Regions from separate parts of the Mus musculus genome. Here all the other regions are linked to region 4. The links are chromatin loops, found by intact Hi-C in ENCODE. Cell type or tissue: heart. All regions are shown on one strand.

Region 1 (4,000 bases), 73 kb before region 4:
AAACAAACAAACAAATAAAAAGAAACTATGTTACGAAAAGGGCAATGGAACCACAGCTCAAGGTGGTAACTGTCTAAAACTGGTCTATTTGCAACAGATGAGGTAAGGGAACATCCATGGGGGAAAAGGACACACTTTACACAAGGAATCTCATTCTCACTAACTTTCTCTTAGCCACCAGGACAATCTTACCAAGGACTCACGTGCCCATTTACCTAAAAGGGGCTTAACATGGCTCAAAAGGTTAAGCAAAATGTTCCAAGTCACAGAGCCAGCTGAGGAGACTTCTCGCTAGACCACATGCTGTTTCCCTAAAGAGAAGTATTAACTGTGATTTACAACCTCCAAGAAAACATAAAAGAGCTTATGAAATAAGTCAGCAGCTTTTATACTTGTCTAAAATCCAAACAACTGGGCCATTTTTCTGTCTTTTATGAAATAAGTGAATGGCAACGATGTAATCTTATACCTAGGAATTTTTTTTTTTAAAGGATCGACTTCTAAGTAATGTTTTAAGGTCATTACAAGTTCAGGCCAACTTCTTATGCTTTAGGGAATAGTGAATATGTTCTGAAATTGATATCTTCAAACAAATTGGCTAACTCTCTTGAAACAAATTATAAACACAAGTTTCAATCATATGGTTTTAAAATAGGACTCCACTTGTTGCCAGACTAAAAATACTAAATGTATCAATATGTGCTAATGAATACTATGATCTCTACATATTTTAAAAACAGGCAGAACCTGCAGGATTTTTCAGGAATTGATTCTCTGCACATAGAAATCACATCAGCTTACACTCTGGTATCAGCATGGCATCACCACACGTGATCACACTCAAGAGAAGTAAGAGCCTTAGAATCGTTAATTAAGATGATATGGAGAAACCTGATCAATTAATCCTTAATTATTCTGGAAAATGAAAGTCCTCAACACTGCCAGCACAAACGTTGTTACTATCCTTAATTGTTCTGTGGCATTTAGGTTCTAAAACACGATGTATCTGAAAGGGGTCAGGTCGTCTTTTACTTTTTTGTTCTCCTCTCTAAATAAAATTGGTGCTCTCCTTTCTTGAGTTATTCTTTGAACTTACATTCTGGCATCAAGAAAAAACTACAGCAGAACCCATCCCAACTTAACCAGCCTGACAGGAGTGAAGATACTCTCGGGTTGTTTTTGTTTTTGTTTTGTTTTGTTTTCAGTCACAGGCAGATTTCCCTTGCTGCAATGGCATGGCCCTCACTCATGCACATGTGGGCAACACTAACTGGGTTATAAACACAAAACTAAATAACAAACAAACCAACCAACCCATAAGGTTGGGAAGGGTACATGTCAACAGGGACAAGGGGAAGGTGGGGGAGGAAAATATGATTAGGTTTCATTCATACAGAATTCCTAACAAAAAAACTTAGCCGGGAGTGGCAGGGCAGAGGCAGAGGCAGGTCCATCCATCTCTGTGAGTTTGAGGCCAGCTTAGTCTGCAAAACAAGTTCCAGGACAGTCAGGGCTTTTATGCAGAGAAATGCTGTCTTGAAAAAAAAAAAAAAAACCAAAAACACAAAGCCAAAAGAATAAAAAAATATGTTTTTTGGTTTGGTTTGGTTTTTCTGCTTTTTGGAGACAGGGTTCTTCCACAAGGCCCTGGCTGTTCTGGAACTCTCTTCTAAAGAGCAGGCTTTAGAAAGAGAATCTTTGACCCTAAAGATTCCAGCTGAAAAGGTCAGCTAAGGAACTATGGGAAGGTCATGAAACACTTGAGCCTCCAGAAAGGAGAGGAGAATTAACATTTCTCACACCACAGGGCAGGAACCAACCTGTGGGTGGGGACTCATTCCTCTGGACAGACTGTTACCCACCTTCAGACAAGGGAAGTCCTTGTCATCTCATTCCCTAAAGACCAATCACTTTAAAGGGTGCACTGCTCTGCCAATCCTATTGTGCCTAGTTGCTGATGGTCTATTCTGCCCCCTGGAAACCATATAAAAACTCGCCGACTGGACTGATCTGATTGGGGTGCTGGTGGTCGCTGCCTCTCCTTCGGGTCTGGGGGTGCTTTTTGCATTGATCCCGGCTCCACGTGGTTCTCTCAGGGGGTCCCCAGTAAGCTAAGGTTCCCAGGAGTCTTACACAGCAACAAACTTCCCTTTTGAGTTGCTCCTCTACCCACATCTGATTTGGTAGAGTGAACATCCTGCACACTTGTTAGGGAGACATTTCAAGCTGCAGAATGTAAGAGGATCTTAAGAGTAAACTGAGGCCAGGCAGTAGTGGCACATGCCTTTAATCCCAGCATTTGGGAGGTAGAGGCAGGCAGATTTCTGAGTTCAAGGCCAGCCTGGTCTACAGAGTGAGTTCTAGGACAGTCAAGGCTACACAGAGAAACCCTGACTCGAAAACCAAAAAAAAAAAAAAAAAAAAAAAAAAAAAAAAAAAAAAAGAGTAAACTGAGGGCTATAGTAAGCTGATTCCATCCTTACAGGGGTCTGTCTGACGACCTCAGATTCCTCCGACCCAGCCCACATTCTAAGAGAGAACTACCAACGACTATTGTCTGTCCTGCAAAGGCACACCATAACACACGCACACTCACATACATACATATATATTCATACACATACAAATATACTAAATTTAAAATAAAAAATGAATGAGGGCTGGTGGCTTTGTGAAGGAAGAAAATAAGCTTTAGCATCCAAAATTTGTATTGCCTAATGACAAACTTCCCTCTGTTTTCTTGTTTTTAGTTATGGTTCAATCAGAAGGACAAGTTAGAGCTGAGTCCAAAGTAAGCAGAAAAATACTGTGCTATAGAAAATATAAGGTTTTGGTTTCTATAGCTACATTTATTTTCACAGGACAAAATGTCAAAATTTTCATTTTCAAACCAGTATAAATCCTATAAGAAAAGCAATGAGAAAAAAAAAATCTCCATGGTATGGTCTTGGTGGATGGAAGGCTCACTCTCAGAAGGAAAGCACACCACCACTCAGATCACTCGTGGCAACACTTTAAAAAATGAAACTGATGTTGCCAGGGCAAATACCACACTTTCTGTTTAGAAGGCACCTGCTCTTGGCATACAGAGAAAGCATGCTACCCTTACATGCACACAACAGACATGTCGTCGTCATTGCAGCGAAATTGGAAGTGAGACAGCCTAACAGTTACATTTCCTAGTTATTAAGAGTCTCTCCAAATGCAAACAGAAACTGTGTTGGTTTGTGTTTTGTTTTGTTTTGTTTTTTACTCACACATTCTAGATTTTCATTTATGTAGAACCTCAAAATGAAGTTAGGAAATGCTTTTGGCTAATGTATATATTAATCTAGGATTTAAAAGTACAATAAATAAAGTCTCACCCCTCAAGGTAAGATTATTTTGTCAGGTCTACTTTGGAACCCCCTTTAATATAAGGAAACACAGGAAAGTAAAAATGTCTTCTTTTAATTTTCCTCAGCCCTCCTCTCCTCCTCCTCCTCCCTACTTCACACATCCTTTCTCCGCCTCCCCAGGACAATGTTATTAAACAGCTGTAAGTGTCCTTCCAAGTTATGTTTGTAGACCTCCTAGTACAAAGAGTGTGTCTAAATTGTTCAGTACTTTAAAACAACAACAACAAAAACCAAAACCCTAAGCTATGTGGTGCTGCATGCATCAGCCAGGAACTTGCAGGCTTAACCCTGTGTTGATCGAAACAACCAGGTTTTAGTTTTTTATGTTTCCTTTTCACATTTAGGTGGTTTCCTAAAGTTTGTTTTTTCAAAAACTACTAATGTACAATCAACTTGATTAATTTTAATTTAAAAGAACCATCCTGTATAGTCTCTTGATCCTTTCAAAGAAACCTGTTTTCTCAGAATATTTACTTTAGTTAATATATTATATTTTAACAACCAAGTTCTAACATGTAAGCAAAGATTTAAGACAAAAAAAAAAAAAAAATCAATCCAGACTTCATCTGCAATTGCCAATTAGGAACCTGTAGCAAACTCAT
Region 2 (4,000 bases), 130 kb before region 4:
GGGCTGGGCTGGCCAGGAGGAGGTCAGTGGGTTCAGAGGACCCCTACCAGCAGGAAGCTGAGGGCCGGAGCCTGAGACAAGCATGCAGCTGGAAGAGGGGCTGAAAGTTAGGTGCGGCTCTCATGAGCACAGGGTGTTGAATACCAGGGTCTGCTTCAGGGTTTCCCATAGTCTCAACTGGGCAAAGAACGAAACTCTGAAGTGTCGCTCAAACTGTCAAATCAAACTGTCAAACGAAATGCAGACAACAGTGTCACTTCGGTGTCTTTCCCCTGAGTCAGCCCTACCCTAGCATACTACTCACTGGAGCCCCAGGTACCTACTTGGGGAGAGTTCTGAGGTGACAGGAGACAGAGAGGACCTCATCTGTAAATTATGCAGAGACCACTAACCATTGAGCTACAAACACATCTACTCCTCTGCTACTGAGCCCGTATACTCAGTAATGACTAACTCATGCCAGAGACAGGCATTTTGTAGTTACTTTATGCATAAAAACAATTTAAAACTGCTCTCAGTTATACAGTCATGATATACATGACACGGGGCCCCGAAGTATGTCACAGGTTCTACCCAGCAGCCATACATAGGCCCAGAACTGGCTTGGGGAAGGACAAGCAAGAAGCCTTCTGCTGCTTTTGGGGCCAAGTCAAAATTTGGCAGGCTGGCTTTTGAACCACTGAGAACAGAGACGGCCGGCCGGAAACAAGTCCCAGGAATCTGTCCAGTAGATTCTGAATGCAGTGAGACCATTGGCAGGCAGTTCCCTGTGCTCAGTCTCCAGGCTTAGGCAGAGAATGTGGTTAGCTGGATGTCACCAACATGTGCCAAATAGCTCCTGCATATACATCAACACACAATTTTTATACAGTCACCTTCTTAAGGTTTGTTCAGTCTCAGGAACACTCTGTTAAAACTCAAGGGTCTGACATCTGACTAACTCCATTAGCAAGGGGGAAACCGCTATTTGTAAGTGGTGAGAGGTTCTCTGCATTGTTATCCACAGCGCAGCTTACACCGCTTATGCCGGCTCAAGGGAGGACTGTCAATCATTCTAGACCCTCAGCTGAGCTTTAGGGTCAGGAGGCAGAGAACAGGCCTAATGGCCTTTAATTCCAGGGCTGCAAAACTAACAAATCTTAGAAGATTAGCAAGCTAATTAACAGATGATAGGAAATTCTGACTCCAACAAATTCTCTTCAAGGCTGTACCAGATGCTGAATATATACTTTGGGGGATATTGGGGTACACGCACAGCCGCTGAGCTGCACCCCAACACAAATGCTGACTCTTAATGGTTTTCTCTTCCACTTCCACAGACGCTCCCTACCACACCATGCATGGCGCAGATCCACCCTGCTTCTGCTCACAGGCTGGGTCTCAAAAGAGAATCCTTGGGTTCTAGAAATGTCCCCCTGCTGTGGGCTCCATATCTGTGACATCTCTGCCTTTCTCCAGTATTCAGTAAAACATCACTACAGTGGCAGGAAAAGCCACACCTCCAGCCTTCCTGTGTTCATCAAGGAGCACTCCAGAGTCCTACAGGGCAGCGCAAAGCCCAGTTTGTGGACTCAAGTCGTATGGGGAGGAAACGGAGCACACAGATCCCTGCAGGGAGCACAGGAGTCTCGAGGACAGTGGGAGGGAGTCTACCAAATGAACTAAGACCCTTGGAGGAAGGGAATACATCACAGAAAGCAGGGACCAGGAATGCCACAGGTGCTTAACCAACAGCAGAATACTTGTGTCCATAGTGGGTGTGTGCATTGTGGCTTCCTGGACTCCCACGGTTTCCTGGCATCCTTAGACTACACTGTGCAGTGAGAATAAGCCTATATCCCTGTATGTAGGAGGAATACGGAGAACCTCTCCCATGGGGCAAGAGGCTGCTCTAGAAGCAAATGACAGAGCTGCAGGGACGGCCTATTTCAGGTACCTGCCCCTCGGAGAGGCAAGTTCCCGATATCCACGCCCCTGGCCCTGTGTCGGCTGTCTGTCTGCTGTGGTGGTGAGGAGGACAGAGGCACCGCTGTTGGAGACCTTGGCTGGTTTGTACCTTGGCTGACTTGAGCAGGTGGGAGATGCTCAGAGGGACTCAGGCACCACTGACCTCACTTGGGTTTATTTTCCTGTCCTGTACTCTTTCTTCTGGCTCTCCTTAATGTTACTTTTGTCTCTTGTGTTTAAATATTTAGATTCATGGCCTTAAGCATTTTGGGAGAAGTACAAAAATGGGATCATTGTTACTTTTAAAATAAAACTCTAACCATGAAAATCTGATTTAAAAAAATACTTCTATGGATTTAAAAACACACCAACTATTTTTATTTTTACCAAGCAGTCTTTAAAAAGTGAAATTTGTTAACTTGGCTGTTTCCTATTCCAAGTTTAAAAGAACTCACACCTCAACCAGAGGCTGGGCCTTATTTCCTTACAGTGCCCATGCTATGGGGCTGCAATCTATCCCTAGAGGTAGCAGCAGCTATGACAGGTGAGGCAAGGCCCAGCCAGAGCTCCCTGTCACTGCTGCTCTGTCTCCTCCCAGCCCCTAGCTGCCATGCAGAGTCTAGGGAACAGAGCTGAAAGCACCCTCTACATGCCAGGCAATCCTCCATGGAGACAGGAACATGGAAGACACCAGCTTCCATGAGCAGAACCCTGGCTATCTAGACAGCAACTCCAGCTCGGCCAGCCCCGGCTCTCCGAGGCAGAGCTCTGTGTCCCACTTACCATGATAACGGAGACCCCGGTGGTGGTGCTGTTCTGTTTGGGGAGCGCATTATTAAAGTGCTGTTTTAGTTTACCTGTAACCTCGGCTTGCATATTGTTCTCCTGGGATGCATCATCCTACGGAACAGAACCAAACACAGTGATTTCGGATCCTCAGCTTCAACTGCTCATTAAGTTACCCCCACCATCCACCTAATGATGTCGTCCCAAACAGGCTCATCTTAGCCAGAAGAACACAAGTTTAGTTCTTTCAAAACTAACTGCTGCCACTGTATAGCGCCAGGAAAGAGCACTGGACCAGCAGGCATGAGACCCTGAGTTCCATCCTCAGCATGGTCTGCAGCACCATGCCTTCAGGCAGACACGCCTCCGGACGGCACTGTGTGGGGTTCTCAGGCCCTCTCCCAAGGCATATACAATACAAGCCATCCCACAGAAACACAAAAACCAAGAGTTTATCGTTTGCATGAAGAATTCATGTGTGCTGTGCCACCTTGCTGTAGCTCTCTGGTTACGGGACAGGCTGAGGAGGGAACATGGCTTGCGCCTAATGTTTGACCCCATTTCTTAATTAAAACAAAACAAAACTGGCAGGAGAACATGCTGTATGCTGAAGGCTCGAGCTCCATCTCCAGGACATCAGTCACTCAACTGATAGCCTTACTGCTCACAAAGAGATGTGCTGTCTCCCCGACTTGTGTCTTAGCCCAGGGAAACAGTGTGAAGAGTGGAAGGGTACAGCAGTACAGCCATGTGGCTAATTAACCCAGTGTTCAGGACTTGCCTTCTAGTTCACTTCTGCCCAGAGGGAACATGTGGTCACTACCAACCTCTTCGATACCTCTGGAGGAGACTGTCTCTCCTTCCAGTCCATGGGACTGCACGCCATGTGGACACAGAGGTCACAGTCTAAAACACATTCATCTCTGAGGAAAACACAAACCCCAAAACTAGAACGAAGTCATGGAATGGGTCCTTAAAGAGCATCTTGGCCAACCCTACTTCGTAGATGAGTAAACTGAGGTCCAACAAGGGACAGGCGAAGCAGACGAGGGACTCCGGTATCAGCCATCTTCTCCCATGATATTTGGTCATTAGGAGAGACAGTCTACCTGCCATAGAATTTGAATGTACAACTGCATCTGTGCAAAACACATAGCAAGGAAGCATGCTGCTGACCACACAACACAGACTCACTCGTTCCCTGGGAATGTGGGTACTTACTGACACCCAGGGGTGACTCAGAATTTCTCCCGCAGTACAGCGAGCT
Region 3 (4,000 bases), 85 kb before region 4:
TTTTGGTGGGCTTTCAAACGTACGTCATGCTTCCTTTGATTTTTGTTGTTGTTTTAATGCATGATCTTTAATGTGTGACATTCAAAGCTGGAGCTCTTAAGACAAAACAATTACACACCTTATGTTAAAAAAAAAAACAATTTGCGTTCTCATGAGTGTATCTGTGATAGAATCCAAAACGAGATCTGCTCTCACCATACAACTTCACCGTGTAAAGATGGTGCTACAAAGCTGACAACAGCAAAAACAGCAAGACACACAGGGACCCCAGGCTATGTGACACATTAATTCAGTTAATCTTTGAAAAGTTTTATAAGATATCCTTATCACTCCCATTTTGAAGAAGATTAAATAAATACATATTGGAGATGGGGTAAAAACTAACAGGACGCATTTTTTAAAATCTATTAGAGGCCTTCTTCATCAGCCACTACAAAGAGCCAGATAATCCAACTCGCTCAGATAAAGCAACGGCAGCCCTGCCTATACACAGAGTGAGCACTTACCAATGTCTCGTTATTGCTACCATCAGCACCACCATGGTGACTACAGTGACTAAGTCACTGCCATCTTCACTGATTAGAGCTTTGTTGATTGTGAAGTGTTAGAAAGATGCAGAGACAGGGCCAGATCCTCTCGGGCTACCTTAGCCCCCTAATAACCATTTACTGCCTACCCGTGTGTGACTGTTCGGCAAATCTTTTTAAAATATGATGAACAGAACCCTAGTTTCAGCAATGCAAGCTAAGAATTCACCAGACAGCACCTGAGGCCTCTAGCATGTTTTCCTGCTTCGCTGACACCTGTCTGCCTGATATCTCTACTAACGTATTTTAAAACTGACTTGGTTTGTGGGTACTTTGTTCAGTTACTCTAGAAACTTCATGAAACTGTTGCCAAGGTAACTGGAGTAACCCGAATCTGTGTTCCTGGGCCACAGCCGTTCATATTTGGCTCCAGAATAAACCCTCTCTTGTTCTCTGTCTGGAGCTCTGCTTTTTACACTGCACTTCTTTAAACACTAAAACCTACAACGCAGAATTCAGTTTCAGTGTCTTGACTTTCAAACTGTCTACTTACTGACAAAATCATTCAGAAACTAAAAGCTAAAATAAAGATGAAAACTACAGCTGATGGGTAAAGGGACGTTTCAGTCGATATTGGTGTTACAGGAACGGGGTAGGTCATCGGCACAGGGGACACAAAAGCCCAGCTTCACAATGAAAGGCTTCCCAGTGGTGTTACAGGGTGACAGAATCACTCCAGCAGAGTGGCACAAAACAGAGAGCTTTTAGGTAATTAGCAGAGGTGAAAACTGAAATGAACAAGTACAAAGGGCTGAGAGCCAGCACGTGCTTGGGAGACACACAGGAAAACAAAAAATAAAATTACACGGAACAGTGTAATAATACAGGTAGCCCAAGACAATTATCAATTTTTCAGATGATTTGTCTATTTGTTTGTGCTTTTCTCAAGACAGGGTTCCTCTGTGTAGCCCTGGCTGTCCTGGAACTCACTCTGTAGACCAGGCTGGCCTCGAACTGAGAAATATGCCTGCCTCTGCCTCCCGAGTGCTGGGATTAAAGGCGTGCACCACCACTGGATTTATCATATCTTTAAATTATGTGTATCTGTGAGGGGCTTGGGGGGGGGGGGGATGTGCATCTGAGTGCAGTGCCCATAGAGGCCAGAAGGGGGCATCCTACCCACTAAAACTGCAATTCCAAACAGTTGTGAGTCCCTCAATGAAGATCCTAGGAATCGCACTGGGCCCTCAGTAAAAGCAGAATGGGCTCTTAACTAACTGCTGAGCCACTTCTTGAGACCAGGCATTCTCTGAGTGATATACTTCTATCACCCATCTCAAGCTGTAAAAGACATCTTGCTCATTTATAAAAGAGTGAGATCATAGCTCTAATCCCTCTTTCCTTTGTAAAATATACCTACTTGAATTTCACTCACTTAAAAACTAGGTTGAAACCAAAAAAAAAAAAAAAAAAAAGCTGGGCGTGGCTTTAATCCCAGCACTCGGGAGGCAGAGGCAGGCGGATTTCTAAGTTCGAGGCCAGCCTGATCTACAAAGTGAGCTCCAGGACAGCCAGGGCTATACAGAGAAACCCTGTCTTGAAAAAACAAAAACAAAAACAAAAACAAAAACAAAAACAAACAAAAAAAAAAAACTAGGTTGATTTTTCTATCAGCTAAAACAGTCATTTCTACTAGAGTAGGTATACAGAATTAAGACAATAGGATAGAGCCATTTCCCTAAAACCAGTATCATTTGGAATCATTGAAATAATGGTTAAGAACTCCATTAATAGGTAAAAATAAAGAAATGGGAATTTTCATCCCATCCACGAGATGGTCATTTATATATATATATATAAACAATGTATGTTTTTTAAAGCATGTTTTAAAACAAAACAATGACATAAAAAAACTCAGATAATTACTATGGACAGTTTATTAATTATCCTTCAACATGTTTTCAGTATGTTGCCAAGGCTGGCTAAACTCCTGGAGTCAAATGATCCTTCTGCCTCAGAGCTTTCGCCAGTACACCTGGGCTAACACGTCTGAGTTCCTAAATTGGGAGCTTTCATTTCAGGAGCTACAAAGATGGTCAATGAATTGTCTCACCGCTATGATCCAGGACAAAGTCATCTTGGGCATAACGATATTTTTCAGGTCCACATGCAATAAAAACATCATCGTCTCCAAAAAAGTCTTGCAGACAAGTAACCTGGAAAAAAAAAATCCAAGAAATTAGAAACATTAGAGCGCAATAAAAATCAGCAAAATTAAACGCATGTTCAAGCTTTACCCACAGCACTGTAGAGGGACAGAGGCCTGTCCACTGAGGTACGCACCACCTTTATCAAGGCTGGGGAAGACTGGCCGTGACACTGGCCAATGACACTAAGACTACAAGGCTCAACTCTCCTCTGTTGTCTAAATTACATCTTCAGTTTTTTAAAAAGTTCCCCACTCCATATTAATGTGTTTCAGATCCCAGAAAGCCTGGTCCACAGCAGCAAAACGTCCACCTTCGGCCTACTGGTGACAACAGAGCCATTTCCAGCACTTCCATATGGACAAGCTGTGTTTCAATGTGTTTTACAAGGAGCTACATAAAATTTTCTCTTATGAAAATGGCTTTATTTCCAAAATAATAATGTGTTCATTTTTTTAAAAACATGCTCAGCTACTTGGAAGTTCTCCGCAATCTCAGTAAGATTGTCTATCTCTACAGTCACAACTCGGCTCTATACTGAAATAAATAAGTCTGCACAAAAACTACCGTGAACTAGATATACCGAACGGCTTGGGTTACAGTCATGCAAAGGATATGTTTCTCTGCAGCCAGCTGGTGCAGTAGGCATGGATTCTGTCCACATCTTCCAATTATCAAGCAAGACCCAGCTTCTGTAGTTAGCTTACACCTCATCAGATCAGTGTTTTAAAAGTACCAATCACCTTTCATCTGCTAACCCTGCCTCTGCTCACCACCTCAGGTGGTGACATCATTATCCTCTCTTTGGATTGTGTGAATTATGTCTTTCTCCACACAACACTCCTGGGGATCCTGTCGCCATGCTCGGTTCTGCTCCCACAGCAGGTCCTTCCCACTACTCACACGGCTGACAAGTATGTCAACCTCCACGAGGTTCACACGCACCTGGTGTCCGCTGCTGTCCTGATGCTGGCTATCTGACCTCCAATCTCCCCACATCCCCTAGTCACTGTTATCACACCACCAGGACGACCACACCACCCTCATTACAAACGAGTGTCACTTCACCCCTCCCTTCAACCTTGTCTCTGTGACAAGTCCCCTGTTCACTTCTCAACCATGACACTGTGTTCCCACCCGCATAGCAGCTGTGGTTTGTTTTGGTTTTCCTTTATTAAGGCGTGAGTCATAAAGTGTTCTAGTTGGGTTTCTATTGTTCTAAGAAAGCAGCTCCAGGAGAGCAGGGCCTGCTTCATCTTACAGATG
Region 4 (4,000 bases):
CCTGAGAGCTAATTATATGTAAACACTCCCTCAGTACACACTGAGATATCTGCCTGATCTTTTGGGGTGTTTGGAACTAAAAATTGGGTTCTTTAACTACCAGCCACCCTTTCCTTACTAAAAGCAAAAATGAAAAATACTGCAAGAACTCTAGAATGACCAAACCTATTGGCACGAAGTCCCTCTGATTGATGCATGGTTGGTGTGCCAGGATTCCTAATTTCTAACAGGCCTTTGCTGCTGGGTCCCAAGACCCTACCATTCTTACTGTTACTCTCTTCATGGAGAAGACAGAGAGACTCACCTTGATTCACCTCGTTGCCAACCAAATGTGGAAAATCCTTTAAACAAGGTGGCTTTCCATTTTGGCTACACTGAAATCATCTGAGGAACTTTCAAAACTCTAAACGCCCAAGTCATACCCTAAACCAAGCACATCAGAATATCTAAGGGGTGGGGCCGGGTCCGATATTTTAAAAAGTGCCCAGCACGGTCCAAAGTGAAGACAGGCTGAGTGAGACTTTTTCTGTGCTGGCTTGCCTCTCTTGATCTCCAGTGCCTTGTGCCACACATGAAACCAGAAAAGCCAACCTAGAACGAGTCAGAACGAGCTAGCTGTGCACAGAAGGTACAATGGGATCCCAAACACAGGAACAGCACAGGTACTGCACTGGCCTCTACCAAAGGTTACCCAGCGCCTCACTGGAGAAACACGCTTTCAAACAGTTTGCCCTTCCAGCAAAAATAAGTTGGCTAATTTTACAGCCATCATTGTTTGTATTTGTCTCTGATCATTAGAATTTTCTTCCGTTTTTAGAAGGCCAATCTCTTGGGAAGGAGATAATGGGTGCACCCCAACCCAACACAAACGACCGAGGAGCAGACAGTTCCCGTGGCTGCCTAGAAAGCAAGCGCCCGGCAGGCTGCCCCAGCGCAGGGCGGGGAAGCGCGCTGGCCGCAGCCACTGCACCTGCCGCTGTGCACGGGGCCGCACCTGCCGCGCCGCGCCCGCCCCTCCTATTTACCTTCCAGCAGCTCGTCCAGGCTGGTGACCTTCCGGCTGCCGTCTATGGTGTAGATGGTGCGGACGCCCTGGGGCAGGTTCACATTGTCAGACAGTGAGCGGGTGAGCTCTATGAGGAGCGCATCGAAGGAACGGAAACGGTCGTTGGAGATGGCAAAGACCAGGCCTTTGAAATAGCGGTCCCCATTCCGGTAGAACCGCGCCTTCTTGGCCTTCTTCTCCGAGCTGAGGGCCTGCAAGGTCCGCGTGCGGTAGAAGCTGCAGTGAGCACTGTGCGCCGGGCTGGGGATGAGCCCGTTGCCCTTGGGGCCAGAGATGCTGCTGCCCCCGGAGGAGCTGGGAGCCCCTCTCCGTGACCCTGGCCGCGGCCTTTTGTCCCGTTCTTCAAAATGTTCCAGCTCAATGCTCCTTGTGCTGGCCATCGCGGCTGCTCGGGAGAGCTCTCCACAAATTAATTAATTAATAAAAGGACGTCCCAACCGCCCCGGCCGCAGCGCGCCGCGATCTAGGCGCTCCGTCCCGTCTTAAAGCAGCGGGACACCTGGCGCGGGCATTCGGGCCATGCTCGCAGGTGGAGCCGCTCAGCCAGCTAAAGGCGGCCGCAGCGCGCAGCAGCCCAGCTCATTGTCCCGCGCGCCCTCGGTCGCCGCCGCCAGCTGAGGAGCCCCACGCCCCCCAAGCGCCTCCTTCGCCGGGCCACGCCTCACAAGTAGCGCGCGGGCAGCAGGCCGGGAGCCGCCAAGTTGAACGACCCTAGGCTGGCCCGGGTTCGCATCCGGCCTGCGCTCTCGGGCGCGCTGAGTGGAGGAAGGAAGCGGAGGGGGGAGGGGCGCGAGCGTGGGCGAGGCGCCTCGGGGCTGCCCGGCGCGGCCTGGGGTCCCGGGTTCCCGCCGCCGCGTCGCGCGCGCCCAGGCCCAGTCCACGGCCGGTGCGCGTCCCTGGCCGGGGATCCTCTAGAGGCGCTGGGCCCCTGCGGGAAGAGTGCAGCCGCCTCCCACGCACGCACGCCCACGGGCATCCGCGCTCTCGGCCGCCTGTCAGGGCCTGGACCCCGGAGGACACCCTCTGTCCCTTCAGGGACACCACAAACCACACCGAGAGGGAGATGGTGAGGAAGAGGGCGGCGCCGCGCGAGGAGCGGCTCTACGGTCCAAGGAGGCCCCGCCCGCCCGCCGGGCTACCGGAGCTGCGCGCTCCCGGGCGTGACCGCGCTGCGCGCTCCACAAGCGCGGGGGCTAGCGCAACCGCGCTAGGCAAAAGAAAAAAAAAAAAAGCCTACAAAGGAAGGAGACTCAAGGGCAGCAAGCACATCCTTATCCTGCCTCCTGGGGAAAAACCGAGGCCAACCTAGAGCAGAAATACAAAACATAGCACTAGGTTTGGATGCAATATTAGTTTTTTATAAACGTCTGATTTATTGTTTAAATAAAAAATCCTTTAGGCAGAAAAAAAAAATCCTTCACACTTTCTACTGCAGATTCGATAACACAGTAGTTCCAGTAACTTTGAATGAATACATGACTACAAGTTATTGGTTTCATTGAATCAAGTATTTGTGGAGAGCTTGCCATTTGCCGGGCATTAATCCCATCACTGGGGATGCGCGAGCAGAGAACAGAACCTCTGTGAATTTACCCGCGCTCACGTGTTCATTCTGAGCTGCTCACAGAAGTGGACTGACAAACACCCATCATGCAAGAAAACCTCTTCTTAAGTGGATATCTGGCCCACAATAGACATGTTTCAAGAAATTTTTGAAACGTCCGTTATTTCACTTTGGTGATGAAGCTCAAAGGCATTTGGCCCCAACCTGACACATGAAATTAATGATTCGGCACCCGGTTCTTCAGCAGCCCTAAACAGCTCCAAACTGTCCTTGAAGGTAGGGCGACAAAAAACGCTTTGCTTGTGATCGACTGGAACAGCATAAAATAGGAGTGGGTAGAAACACAACCATGAGCACCGTGAAGCAAATCCTTCCTCATAGACCTAGTTGGCCAAAACATGAGAACGGATGGAGATAGAGGGGCAAAAAAAAAAAAAGTTCCATGGGCATCCAAGATGACTCAGTAGGTCAGGTGACTCATAGAACTGCCAATCATCGCCAGATCCCACGTGGTGGAAGGGAAGCATAGACTCCTGTAGTTTATCCTCTGACCCCTGCATGCATGCCATGCCAAGACAACACAGTAAATAAATCTAAAAACTTTTGTGAGGAAAAAAATTGTTCCTGAATTCTATTTCTAATGCAAATGAACTGGGAGAAGGCAGGCTTCAAGGAGGCAACTACTAATTAATCTGGGTTGCTTTATGGTTTAAAGTTTATAGAACCGTAACACGTTTTCCTCTTTCGTGCAAGTGCAGAATGTCTACAGTGAGATGTTTAGAACTGGCATGTATTTCCCTCGCTGGGATATTCCCTGCATCTCAGAAACCCTGTCTGACCTGCTAGCTGTTCACCTGTCTGGAGACTGTTTGGGTCTCTCCTGGACTGAGATCTAGTTTAAGGTGGCTTTATGAAGACAGGATGGCCACAGGCAAATAAGTCACCTTCTGGAAGCCAACCTTGACCTCTCTCTCTCTCGGCTGTGAATTACCGTTCTATAACTCCCCTTAACCCTAACATTTACTTGAATAAAAAATCGGGGGAAAATACTTCATTTCTCATCTATTGGCAATTCAAGAAGGAATTAAATCTCAAAACATTCCCTCGTTCACACATTAAAATAACCCCTTTCAGCCGGGCGTGGTGGCACACGCCTTTAATCCCAGCACTCGGGAGGCAGAGGCAGGCGGATTTCTGAGTTCGAGGCCAGCCTGGTCTACAAAGTGAGCTCCAGGACAGCCAGGGCTATACAGAGAAACCCTGTCTCGAAAAAACAAAACAAAAACAAAACAAAAATAACCCCTTTCTGCTCTGATTACACATTTTTTTAAATAGTCGTAGACTATCCAGTAAGTATAAAAACTTCACTG
Region 5 (4,000 bases), 57 kb after region 4:
CATAATTGTTGCAAATATCTGGAAGATTACTGAAGGACACAATATGCTAGAGCAATCTGTGCAGACCACGGGGTATACTTAGGCTAACATGCAAACTTGTTGGTTGCTGTCTGCCATCTGCTGGGGTATCATCTCCACGATGAGCCTGTAACTATCCAGGAAACTATTAGCTATGGTGGAACTTTGCATGAAGCAAAGCTATGAAAGCCAGCTTTGCATCCCAGTGGTACCAGTTCTGGTTCCAACCCAGGCTGGAAGCAGGCAAGGACTGTGAATTGGGAACTGAAGGATCCAACAATGAAGATGACACAGCAACGATAACATCCAAACCAGCCCTTCACAGACCTCATTTTAACCCACTTGATGATGTTATGGGGTCCGCTTAGATCCAACATGACTTGAACACGGGGTCAATGAAGACAACAAAAATGTATTGTTAACCAAGCCATGACTGATTGATCAGGGCTGCAGAATGAACTGGGGAGCTGGACTGCAACCACAAGACAACATCACAGAATTGTTTAAGCTTGTGCACCATAGACATATGCCCAGTTATGTTACATTTTCCACCAATCAGGATAGGAGTTGGTTCCTGAGCCTGGGAACATGAACATAGTTTAACCCTTCCAGAAAGATGGAAAATTTGTCCTTGAGATGGCTGACTCAGACAACTGTTTCCTTACAAGTTGTCTCTGGCTGGACTCAGATAACTGTCTCTTTACAGCAGAAGCTGTTCAGCTATTGAGAAGTCCCCATCTCCTGGGACCTTGAATTTAGTTCCTCCCTATGATTATGTGATGTCTGAAAACAAAATGGCAGTATTTAGAACAAATGGTGTGTGTGTATGTGTGTGGTGTGTATGTGTGTATGGTTTATATATGTGTGTGATATGTATGCGTGTGTGGTGTATATATATTTGTGTATGTGTGTGTGTATGTGTGTTGTGTGTGTGCGTGTGCGCGTGTGTAGTGCCATAGGCTTCCATACTTTGAGTTATTTGACCTATCCACCCCTAAGGTGTAGGATTGCTCATAAGTCCCACCTTAGGACTGGTTGATAACTAGTATCTCTCAACCAGATATTCCATCATTACAGAATTCTAATGCTTTTGGATCATATGGGGGACACATAGCAACACCCACTTGTGTTACTGAGCCTGAATATCAACCCTTAGGATACTCTCTAGAGAGTTCACAACAAAAAAAAGTTTAAAACAAACCCAGGTACTCACCCTTGTAAAATCCCTGCTTCCCGTTTTTACACTATTGTAAACCAGGCTTTAGGGGACACATGCAAATTTAATTTCACCACAGTCCCAAACTACACCTCTCTCTATTGCCTAATTTAGAATTAATTTGTGCATGTTTAGAAGTAAAACGAAACTCCCAATACCCGCGGGCCCAATTTAACAACATTCGGAGCAACTGTAGGAAACTGGGTAGCTAGTGCAGAAAACCCCAACTCTAAGATCACTGTCCTACATAGATGAAATGTATCTGGAGTAGGTGCACCCCCTCGTGGTACACAATGGTACTACAATAATATGAGTAAATTGGCTCAACCTGCCCAAAGGATACTAAAGACACTATCAAAAGCATTTAGCGTGATGCACCAGTCATGGAAAATATACAACGATTCTGGGATTACCAGAAGTCAGTAGGAACTCACGCAAAAGGATTTCATGTATACAATCTAACTGATAAACTAATTGTTTTGAAAGACACAAGATACCTTTGGAGTTAGGCTCTGGAATTCTGGACAGCTACAATCTCAAGAATCTGCCAATCATAATGAGGTTATTTTTATATACCTGTTATAACTACTCCCAAGGGACACCATTATAAGACTACATATTAAATGGACTCGTGATGGCTCATCGTGGAAAACAAAGATGATATACACACTGATAGAGGTAGAGAGTCTTGGCCAAGAGTTTATACACTAGCCATGTGGGTCTGTGGACTTCATCTAAATGTGGGATTTCCATATTCAGTACCTTTAGGTGCCAATGATGGTCAAACTGAACAAGCTAACATCAAACATGTTTGAATAGACTTATAATGCTTAGTCAAGGCTTTAAAATAAATCCTTATATATGTATTATGTATCTTCCTTGGATGTAACAGAAAGATTGATCCTGTTTTTTAATCCAATCTGTTAGTCTGTGTCTTTTTATTGAAGTGTTGAGAGCTAACAATGAGCAGTGTTTGTTGACTTCCGTTGTTCTGTTGCTGTAGCATGGGTTTTCCCCTCTTCTGATTTACTGCTCTGGGATTATTCATTCCTAGTGTTTTATTGAGTATTGAAGTTTTCCTTCCAGTGCCTTCTGTAGATCTGGGTTGGTGGATGTAGATTGCTTAAATATGGTTTTATCAAGGAGTGCTTTTCTTTCTTCATCTATTTTGATTGAAGGTTATGCTCTGTAGAGTGTTCTAGACTGGCTTTTATGCTCTTTTAGAGTTAGTTGAAAAAAAAATCTATCTAGGGGGCTGGAGAGATGGCTCAGTGGTTAAGAGCACTGACTGCTCTTCCAAAGGTCCTGAGTTCAATTCCCAGCAACCACATGGTGGCTCACAACCATCTGTAATGGGATCTGATGCCCTCTTCTGGTGTGTCTGAAGACAGCTACAGTGTACTTACATATAATAAATAAATAAATTAAAAAAAAAATCTATCTAGGCCCTGCTGGCTTTTAGTGTCTCCATTGAGAAGTAGAGTGTTTCTAATAGGTCTGCCTTTTACGTCATTTAGTCTTTCTTTTTTGTAGCTTTTAATATTCTTCCTTTGTTCTGTATGCTTGGTGTTTTGAATATTATGTGTCATGGGGACTTTCTTTCCTGGTCCAGTCTATTTGGTTTCATCTGAATAAGCCTTTATTTCTTTAGGAAAAATTCCCTCTGTGATTTTCATTGGAAATATTTTCTGTGCCTTTGGCTTGGGTTTCTTCTCATTCTGCTCTTATCATTTGTAGATTTGATCTTTTCATAGTGGCCTACATTTCCTGTGTGCTTTTTGCCTGGATTTTTAAAAAAAGATTTAACAGTTTTCTTTGACTGAGGCATTCATTTCTTCTTCTGGTCTTCAGTGCCTGAGACTCCTTTCTCATCCCTCGTGTTCTGTGGATGAGGCCTCTGAGGTTCCCATTCAAGTCCCTAAAGTTTTTATTTCTTAAAGTTTTACCTCAGTTTTGGTTTTCTTTAGTGCTTCTTTTCTGCTTTCATGACTTGAATTGTTTTCTTCATTTAATTCCACTGTTTGCTTATGTTTTCATGGATTTCCTTAAGGAATTCACTCATAACCTCTTTAACATCAGTGGTGGTCTGAATAGGAATGGCCTCCATAGGCTCTTATAGTTGAATACTCAGTCATCATGGAGTAGTGCTGTTCAGAAGGATTAGAAGGAGTGGCCTTGCTGGAGTATGTATACCCTTGTTGGAGGAAGTATGTCACTGGGGGTGGGCTTTGAGGTTTCAGATGTCCAAGCCAGGTCCAGTGGCTCTCTCTTCCTGCTGCCAGTGGATCTAGATGTAGAACTCTCAGCTCCTTCTCCAGCGCAATGTCTGGCTGCATGCCACCATGCTTCCTGCCATGTTGAAAATGAACTAAACCTTTGAAACTGTAAGCAAGCCCCAATGGAATACTTTCCCTATAAGATTGACCATGGTCGTGGTGTCATTTCATAGTAGTAGAACACTGACTAAGACAGGTTCTTTTGTTTGTCTGTTTAGTTTTTCAAGACAGGGTTTCTCTGTGTAGCCCTGGCTGTCCTGGAACTCACTCTGTAGACTAGGTTGGCCTCAAATTCAGAAATCTGCCTGCCTCTGCCTCCCAAATGCTAGGATTAAAGGCGTGCGCCACCATGCCCGGCTGACTAAGACAGGTTCTTACAGTATTCATAATTGCTATTTGAAGTCCCTGTCTTGTGCTTTAGCTATATTTAATTTCTTCGAGCTTATTATAGTAGGGTTGTTGGTCTCTAGTAAAGCCATATTGTCCTGGT
Region 6 (4,000 bases), 700 kb before region 4:
GGTAAAGGAGCATTACCAATAATCTCAAAAATGCATGAGACACGTACCTTATCCTGGATCCTTGAGACTGTGTGACTTGAAAAGGGTTTGACTGTGACCATTTTCATTCTTACCATCCATCTGCTTTTATTAGAAGGTATTCATCAACAAATTATTAGTGCCTATAAACTAGATATAGTAACTTAAACTATCTGCCAAATCCAAGGATGCAAAATCTTACCAGATGACTTTGGTAGCCTAATCATGGCTCCCACATTCAAAATAGAAATTGGTAGAAGGTCAAGAAGGTCAAGTGAATGTTTTCTTGATCCTGCAGGGACATCTCACTCCCTTATTTCAGATTTACACACTGAGATCCAAGGAATTTGTTTGTTTGTTTGTTTTCCTTCTTCAGGGATTTCAGCAACAGGTGGCCAGTGATGTTAACTCTAACAGTAAAAGTTCACAAATCAGCAATTCACAGAATTAGAAAAATGTCTGCCTTATCTTTGGAATTTGTAAATCCATTCTGAGGCAACCTAATTTCTTTTAAGAAGCTTCCTTTTGAGTATTTAAAAAAGGTGCAATAAACTAAACACACTTCGTTGCTAGAATCTTTTCTGATGTTGCTTCTCTTAAGTATCCATGTGACAGCTAAAACGGTCTATTTTTCAAGGATGTTTCAAATAATACCTTTTCAAGTGAACCATTTCATTTCTCAAACTCATCTACGTTTCTTTGGATTCCTTCAGAGTACTTTGATTACTTCATCCCGTCATTTTTAGGAACCTGGGAGTATTTTAGTACTTTAAAGTCTTATCCCAGAGAATACTAATAGAACAACTACCTCCTCTATGTTCATTTTATTTTATACTAATGCACCAGGATCAATGCTTTGCCATCATCAGAGGCAGTGAAGAGAATGACAACATTAGACTATGACAATTTGTACTGGCTTCAAATCCTCATTTATATATATTTAAAAGCATCTATAATGAGGCAAACTTAACTTCCACACTGGGAAATTGAGAGGAACCCCCTTTCCCATTTCCAGCCCCCCCCCAACCCCCCCGGTGAATCCCGCCTCCACAGCTCCGAGCAGCTGTCTGAGGAATGAATCCTCTACTCCTTAGAATGTGGGAGAGCTTTGCTGGGGCGGCAGCTGCCAGGCAAGGAATCCTCCCAGTCGCTGTCCCTCCCCTCCGAGCAGCGGCAGCTGCCAGGGCATCCCAGTGGAAATCTTTCCCAGTTAGCGCCGCGGGCGGGCAGGCAGCAGCTGAGCTCAGTCAGGGGTGGAGACTGCTCCCCAGAGGCTCCAGCGCCGCCACCTCAACGACTCCTAAGTCCCTCAGGTGTCCTTCTCCAAGTCCAACACGAGGACACCTTGACAACGTGGGGCGGGTACCCTCGGCGCTCAGAGACCTGCTGTTGCACAGCACCCGCCTCCCGTTCGTCGCCAAAGCACAGTCTGGGCGAAGAGTGCGAGGGAAAAGCGCGCCGCTCGCGGCTCTACCTGAGCAGCGCGCTCTCGAGGCGCGCTCCCGCCCGCGTGGCACCTCCAGCGAGCGCGCGTGCTCTGCTCCGCCACTCACCCGCGATTCTCCGGGCCCGCCCGCACGTCCCCTACTAAGCCGCCTCCGCTAGGGCGCCCGCCCGCTCGCTCGCTCGCCCGCCCCACCACCCCGCGCGCTCGCGCTCGCGCACGCGCACGCCGCGCCCGGCGGCCCTCGGCGCTGTCATGGCGGCGAGGAGCAGCTTCAGTAGGCATAGGGGTAGTCCCGCGCGCCGTAGCCCGGCGTTCTGTGGCAGTAGCATCCTCGGCCACCGCGGCGGCACGAGCCGCGGCGTCGCCCCCGCCTGCAGTAGCTGCGTTTGCAAGGGCTGAGCGCAGGGGTGGGGCGGCCTAGGGAAGCACGGAGTTCTAGGCAGCCGCCGGGCTCCCGGGGAGCGGACTAGGGAAACTTGAAGGCTGCGACCAGGTGCCTTGACCTTTCTCTCCCCGGTCCCGTCCCGGTCCCTGTCCCCGTCCCCGCAGGCGCGTCGGGCCTGCCTTCCCGCCCCAGCACACACCTCCCTTCCTCTCCTCAGCCGAGCTCAGGTGCCCGGGCGAGGTGCTCCACTCCTCCCCCTGGGCCGAGCGCTGAGGAGAATCACCGCCCCCTTCCCCCGCCTTTTCCTGCCCTGGATCTCCGCCGCCACCTCCGTCTCGCTGCGCCCCGGCGGGGGTGAGGACGAGGCCGGAGTCTCCGGGTGAGGAGGAACTTTGGACCTCAGTGGTCGCAGGGGCCCCCCGTCCTCTGCCGGCGACAGTCCCCCGCGGTGCACCTGCCCGCGCCCACCACCTGCGCGGGCTGGGGGGGGGGGGGGAGGAGTGAGCCTGCTCGCCGGCCTGGAGGACCCGCCTTCGGCGGAGCGGGCGATGGAGCCCGGGAGGAGCGGCCGGCCGGCTGGCCCTTGGGGTGCCCTTAGTAACTTATTTGACAGACAGTAACTATTTCCCTCTCCTCCCTAAAAAATCCCACGACAGACCTACCCTATTTAACAGATGTTTAATCTTCCAATAGGCTTTGGCGTTGTTGTCAGCCTCCGGGAGAGAGATTGGACAAATAGTCTCCAAGAGGAGGAGGGCGACGACCAAGGACTTTCCTGCTTTTTTGGGTTTCTCCGCAAGTTGGAACAGAGACCCTTTTTGGTTTAGCGTTTGCGTGTGTGTTGGTGCCTCTTCTCCGTGCAGCGACTGCTGGCCCAGGGTGACTCTGACTTGTCCTTTCTCGTGAACTAGTCATGGCTAGTGAAGACAATCGTGCCCCTTCCCGGCCACCAACAGGTGATGACGGGGGAGGTGGAGGGAAAGAAGAAACCCCTACGGAAGGGGGTGCGCTGTCTCTGAAGCCGGGGCTCCCCATCAGGGGCATCAGAATGAAATTCGCCGTGCTGACGGGGTTGGTTGAAGTTGGAGAAGTGTCCAATAGGGATATTGTAGAAACTGTCTTTAACCTGGTAAGTAGATCAATATTTTATAAGCATATACTTTTCTCGGTGAGTTGGGGAGCAAGACGAAGTTGGGGTCATGTGCTTCACTCAATCTAATGGCTTTTTCCACGGATAGACACAAAATTCTACTTGACCTAAATGGAGCAATTACTTGTATTTCAGTTTAAAGAGAATTATGCAAAATTTGATGCTTCAGGTTTTCAATGAACATGAACAGATCACCTTTGTGCTAATTAAGCAAGTGTTGATGTGGAAGTATATTTGTGTGTGTATGTGTGTGCATGTGTGTGTGTAGTCAGGTGTTCAATGGAGAATTTGGATGTAACTTTTTTTTCCTCTTGGAGTGTATGTTTAAGCCTGCGATTTTTCTCTTTAATATTTTGAATAAATGACTTTTTTTTTTTTGGACTTGGGAGCTAATGTAAGTTTTTGCCTAAGTTATGTTTTGCTATAGTTAGTTTTAAATACAGAATTCATGTTCATAGTGCTGATATAGGCTAACTTGTAAATTAGTATTTTTAAAATTCTGGCTACTTTTAGTTTTAGAAATAACTAACCAAGGTTGAATTTTGCAGTGGGTTTAGGGTTATCTTGTGATAATTGAATGTCAATTTGAAAAAGGCCTGAGGCAGCCACAGTGTGAGCTTGATACTTTTGTAAATTTGTGTTTATCATTGAAACAAACTTGGTCATTGGAAGTTGTTGATTATACTATGGTGGGCAATGGCTTATTTTAAGTGGATATGAGATACTTTCTTTTTTTCTTTTTCCATTCCATTTTTAGAAATTAGTTTTAGTGGAGCCTTTAGACTTTAGTTTTCTGTTGCTTATAAACTTAAAAGAGTTGAAACCGAGTTTGGTTTTAAAATAATTTTCTCTCATTCAACCAGTGTTAGAAGATAATACAAGGTGCCAGATATAAATGTGCAGTAGTTGTAATAACTGTTTAGTAGCCATTCTTTTTACCTCTATATTTTTGAGGTTAGACTGTTTTATTCCCGGCAGTTAATTATTTCCTTCATTAGGC
Region 7 (4,000 bases), 110 kb before region 4:
TACACACACAACACACATTAAAATACAGGTGAGTGCTTTAATCTAACAGTGTTGGTGGATTTTAGAAGAAACAGGCGGTAAGAATGAATGAAAAGTGTCTGTTCCCAGATTCCTATTAGTGAAGAATGAACAAGCTGAAACACAGAGGCACACAGCAGATTGGCAAAGCACACGCTGTACCCAGCTAAGTCGCCCTCTGCCTCTGTTGATTTGCAGGAAGCCATTTAACCCAAGTCCCTGCTTCCTTCTCTGTACAGCTGGTACAAGTGTTCTAAGTCACGGCTGTGTAAAGTCCCTACATTCCCAAGCTGGTGGCTATTTCCAACATAATAATTTTCTATATAAAACCACAAAGCAGAGGTGAGCAATGTTCCCCATAATAATGGCTTGATGATCTACTAAAACTTTGTAAACAAATTAAGCCATTTTTATCTGAGAACATAATTTCACAGTGGAAAAAAAAATCAACTTACTTGTAACATCAAGCTTTTAAATTATAATTTTATATAATATTGATATGAAATTTGCTGGTCAAATATGCAAAATATAAAAATGTAGAAAAGCATAAGATTGTGAAAAATAAAACAAATTCAGTAACAGACACAAATCCGAATATCCCCATGTGTGTAGGTAGTCATCGTATCGGATTAAATTCTTCCATACAATCATCTTTAACTTTGAATATAGCTACTTACATCCTAACCATTATCCTTAATATTTTTGAGGAGCAGGTAATAGTCATAAGAACATGGCTCCCTATACATTGTGCTTAGATAACCTCAAAGATGGAAAGACTAACAACTACATATAGAGAAAATGTTACTAAATTCGACAATTATCAATATCGTTAGATGCATAAGCAAAGAGGGCCAGCAAGAGATGGCTCAGTGGGTAAGAGTGCCTGCCTGCTGCCCAACTGAAGACCTGCGTTTGATTCCTGGGACCCGAGTGACAGAAGACTGACAGAGGCAAATATCCTTGGCATGTGTATACACACATTGCACACACATGTGCACACAACACACATATACACACAATGCACATACATGTGCACACGCAACATTTAACATATATAAATATATATACACAGAGACAAAAATGACCATGAAAATGTTTTAAAGAATACACAAAACCACATAAAATCTAGACAAAAAGTAAACACACAGAAATGAGTCATTTTGCCACTTTTGCTTTGCTGACAATTATAAGATAAAATAGTAGGTGACAAATCTGTCACCTGGGTAGAAGATTTTTCTAAAACATCCTTACACTGTTTTAAATTTTCTGTTAAAACCACACGATTATGAAACGTCCACTAAAAATGAGTTTTCGGATTTTTAGCAATTCCACAATGTAAGTCAGCACTGTCGCCTCACCCTCCAGTTGTAAGTTCCAAAGCCCCTGGCATGTTAACGACACCGACGGTAACACGTGTCGGTTCCTTCTGCACACACTGGCGCCTCTGCGCGTGTTTCCCATTCCCCATTCCTCAATCCCTTGACCGCTGCAGTACACACTATCAGTCAACATATTTAGAAGAAGAAGAAAGGAAGACACAGGTGACAAACATTTGTCCAGGGCCACACAGCAAGAAGGCAGAATTACATTCTATATACTCTGGTCTTGGAGTAACTTTCCAACAGGATTACAATGTAATTCAAATATGCAATTCTAAAGTTTCTAATAGTCACACTGGAAACTACAACAAATGGGAAAACTTAGTTTAAAATGTAACTTAATCCAGTCTATCTAGAATACACTTATCAGATAGTAAAATGGGAAAATATTACTGAGAAATTTACTATATAGTCATCTACAGTTATATAGTTTGTCTTCAAATACCAGTGTGTACTTTAGCCTATGGCTTACTTCAGACTTGCATCAACCTGGGTGCTTGGTAGCCATATGCAGGCAGCAGCTCCCCCTGGTGGTAGATACGACCACTGCCCAGCCTTGTCTTAGACTGCCATAACAGGCCTGCGCTAACCCTGAGTATTTACTGCCCTCTAGCAGACTGTCCTCAGCTGACCTTTTCCACCCCAGTTTGAGAGGAGGACAGACAGAAATGGGTCACTGAACTAACGGAGTCACTTCACTGCACTGGCCACTGCTCTAAATGTCCCTCCCAGGGATATCTATGTAGAAAACACCCTCAGAACACAGGAACAAGGCCAGATCATTTCCTGACCCTGATAATGAAACTAATGATTCCCTGTAGCAAAAAGCCTGGGTGATTCCCAGTCGCTGCCTCATAAGACAGGAGGTGACTCAAGCTTGGGGCCCCTTGGGTCTTACACAAACCCCACTAGTGTATATTATCTGACTGAGCCCTTGGGTATCATCACCTGGGAGCCAGAGCAAGCCGGTCACCTGCACTGCCATTAGTAGTAATGTCTTTTGTCTCTCTGAAGCCAGAAGGCTAACTCTTAGCATGGAGTAGGTTAACTAACAATTCATGGCCCTCAGTTCTAGCCTTTAAATTTTGCTGGATTTGAGACTAGGAATCTCCCAGAGAAGAGAGTTTTACATTTTCTATAGCTATAACCTAGATCAGTTAATTTGCCATCTTAGAGTTAAAAGTTGCTGGAGAACAGCAGGCTGGAAACCCATCACTTTTCTTTCTGCTGTCTACAGCAGTCTCTGCCCTGCAGCGAAGGCCGAGTCCCCACTCTAACGCCTCCCTCACCGAGAACCCACGCATTCTCTTTTCTTTCTTTGTAGCAGTTGTGTATACTGTACCTTTCCACAGCATTTGGCTTTGTCTATAATCTTTAATGCAAACTCTTTTCCAGTGTACCTAGAAATAACCAGAGGAAAACCATTAAAGCTACAAGTCAGACTAAACCTGCCTTCCAATTCCCTGTACAGCCGAGACACCTCTGCCCCTTACACAGTGTGGAAAGGGGTCATGGGAGGAAGGAACTCCCAAAAAAAAAGAAGAGGAAAGAAAAGCCAGGCTAATTAAACCTTCTTTACATTATTAACTTGTATTGAAGTATTTAAGTTCTGTTGTATCAACCAAGAAAAGAAACACTTTCTTTACTTAAACCTCAAGACGGTCTCTAAGGAGAAAGCTAAGGGAAAGAAAAGTTAATCAGATTAACAGGAGAAAGAAAACCTGACTCAGGATGTCTCTTTACACTGATACACAAGCCACCTCAGTTTATAGTTAAGTCCTCGCCCTTTAGTCCCTAGCCTTCCTCCATATCTTCAGCAAGATCTGGTCTATGTGATTTCTACCCTACAGACCCTGCCTGGGTCTAAAGAAATCACTTATTAGACACAAGAATCTTAATCTAATACAATTTAATTTTTACTCAATATTGGCATAGTTGAATTTGAATGACCAAAAAATCCCTGAAATACAAGCAGTGCAATAGAGACCATCAACAGTCTTCTTAGAAAGTATTCAGAAAACATGTGCTTTCTCATCTGGGGCTGTTCTGCCAAAGGGACAAGGCCCAGCCTGGAAGAGTAACACTCAAATTGCTCCCCTCATACTATAAACCAAATCCTAACAGGTCCTTAGAAGATACATTCTAGATGCCTCACTGTTTTGGTCAGCAATCTGTATGCCAGAGCTCTGTAAAAAGGCTTCAAGAACAGGGGGTTGCTTACATAGCGATATATAAAGGGCAGTGAGCTCTCATTGGAGATGCAACAGAATGGATAAACTGCAATTACCAGAACATTCTAGAAAACCTGCCACAAACTATAAAAACCAGCTATTCAGAAGAGGTAAGAGGTAGGGTAGCGTTCTATACACAAAAAAAAGTTTATCTGCAATCATAATGACTATCGTATTGTTTAAAGAGTTGACTTCTTCTGATCTCATCTCACAGTCATGGCTCCTGCATCCAGAGCTATGGGTCTAGCAGCTTGGCACTGGGTGAGAGAGAGCATTGCTCTGAAGGTTCACAGCGTGCACCACGCAGAGCCTGGCGTGGGAAAGGCCACAGAAGGCGGCAGTCTTCTTTCAGTGGCTCGTTTTCCTCCTTAC

What was found. A loop is a pair of places that touch in the nucleus more often than their neighbours do. Peaks named below come from ENCODE experiments on the same cell type or tissue, not always from the same donor. Only the 100,000 strongest peaks of a DNase experiment are listed, where the experiment ranks them.
Region 1: it touches region 4 in a loop (2.5-fold over the local background); 10 of 42 quality-filtered maps call a loop at or near these places.
Region 2: a loop joins it to region 4, with 5 times the contacts of the local background. A loop is called at or near these places in 5 of 42 quality-filtered maps.
Region 3: it touches region 4 in a loop (2.5-fold over the local background); 9 of 42 quality-filtered maps call a loop at or near these places.
Region 5: a loop joins it to region 4, with 2.1 times the contacts of the local background. A loop is called at or near these places in 5 of 42 quality-filtered maps.
Region 6: a loop joins it to region 4, with 7 times the contacts of the local background. A loop is called at or near these places in 3 of 42 quality-filtered maps.
Region 7: a loop joins it to region 4, with 2.0 times the contacts of the local background. A loop is called at or near these places in 5 of 42 quality-filtered maps.

What each region holds. Positions count from the first base shown.
Region 1 is chr3:86,845,905-86,849,904 of GRCm38, forward strand. All of the region lies in intron 2 of Dclk2 (doublecortin-like kinase 2), which reads right to left. Among named protein-coding and RNA genes, the nearest start is that of Gm46810, 17 kb to the left of the region's middle. In heart, no CTCF peak of the experiment used is centred here; no DNase peak of the experiment used is centred here.
Region 2 is chr3:86,789,265-86,793,264 of GRCm38, forward strand. Dclk2 (doublecortin-like kinase 2) reads right to left here. Exons shown (of 16, transcript NM_027539.5): 14 at 3,955-4,000; 15 at 2,731-2,847. Among named protein-coding and RNA genes, the nearest start is that of Gm46810, 40 kb to the right of the region's middle. In heart, no CTCF peak of the experiment used is centred here; no DNase peak of the experiment used is centred here; H3K27ac peaks cover 1,259 bases.
Region 3 is chr3:86,833,665-86,837,664 of GRCm38, forward strand. Dclk2 (doublecortin-like kinase 2) reads right to left here. Exons shown (of 16, transcript NM_027539.5): 3 at 2,641-2,743. Among named protein-coding and RNA genes, the nearest start is that of Gm46810, 4.8 kb to the left of the region's middle. In heart, a CTCF peak has its summit at 1,711 (motif pointing right); no DNase peak of the experiment used is centred here.
Region 4 is chr3:86,918,725-86,922,724 of GRCm38, forward strand. Dclk2 (doublecortin-like kinase 2) reads right to left here and starts at 2,160. Exons shown (of 16, transcript NM_027539.5): 1 at 1,026-2,160. The coding sequence starts at 1,446. In heart, no CTCF peak of the experiment used is centred here; a DNase peak (open chromatin) is centred at 2,027; H3K4me3 peaks cover 2,249 bases; H3K27ac peaks cover 1,462 bases; H3K27me3 peaks cover 1,166 bases.
Region 5 is chr3:86,975,244-86,979,243 of GRCm38, forward strand. No RefSeq gene overlaps it. Among named protein-coding and RNA genes, the nearest start is that of Cd1d1, 22 kb to the right of the region's middle. In heart, a CTCF peak has its summit at 1,521; no DNase peak of the experiment used is centred here.
Region 6 is chr3:86,222,526-86,226,525 of GRCm38, forward strand. Lrba (LPS-responsive beige-like anchor) reads left to right here and starts at 2,165. Exons shown (of 57, transcript NM_030695.2): 1 at 2,165-2,229; 2 at 2,544-2,979. The coding sequence starts at 2,764. In heart, no CTCF peak of the experiment used is centred here; DNase peaks (open chromatin) are centred at 1,646 and 2,216; H3K4me3 peaks cover 2,642 bases; H3K27ac peaks cover 2,061 bases.
Region 7 is chr3:86,810,938-86,814,937 of GRCm38, forward strand. Dclk2 (doublecortin-like kinase 2) reads right to left here. Exons shown (of 16, transcript NM_027539.5): 8 at 2,740-2,797. Among named protein-coding and RNA genes, the nearest start is that of Gm46810, 18 kb to the right of the region's middle. In heart, no CTCF peak of the experiment used is centred here; a DNase peak (open chromatin) is centred at 2,004.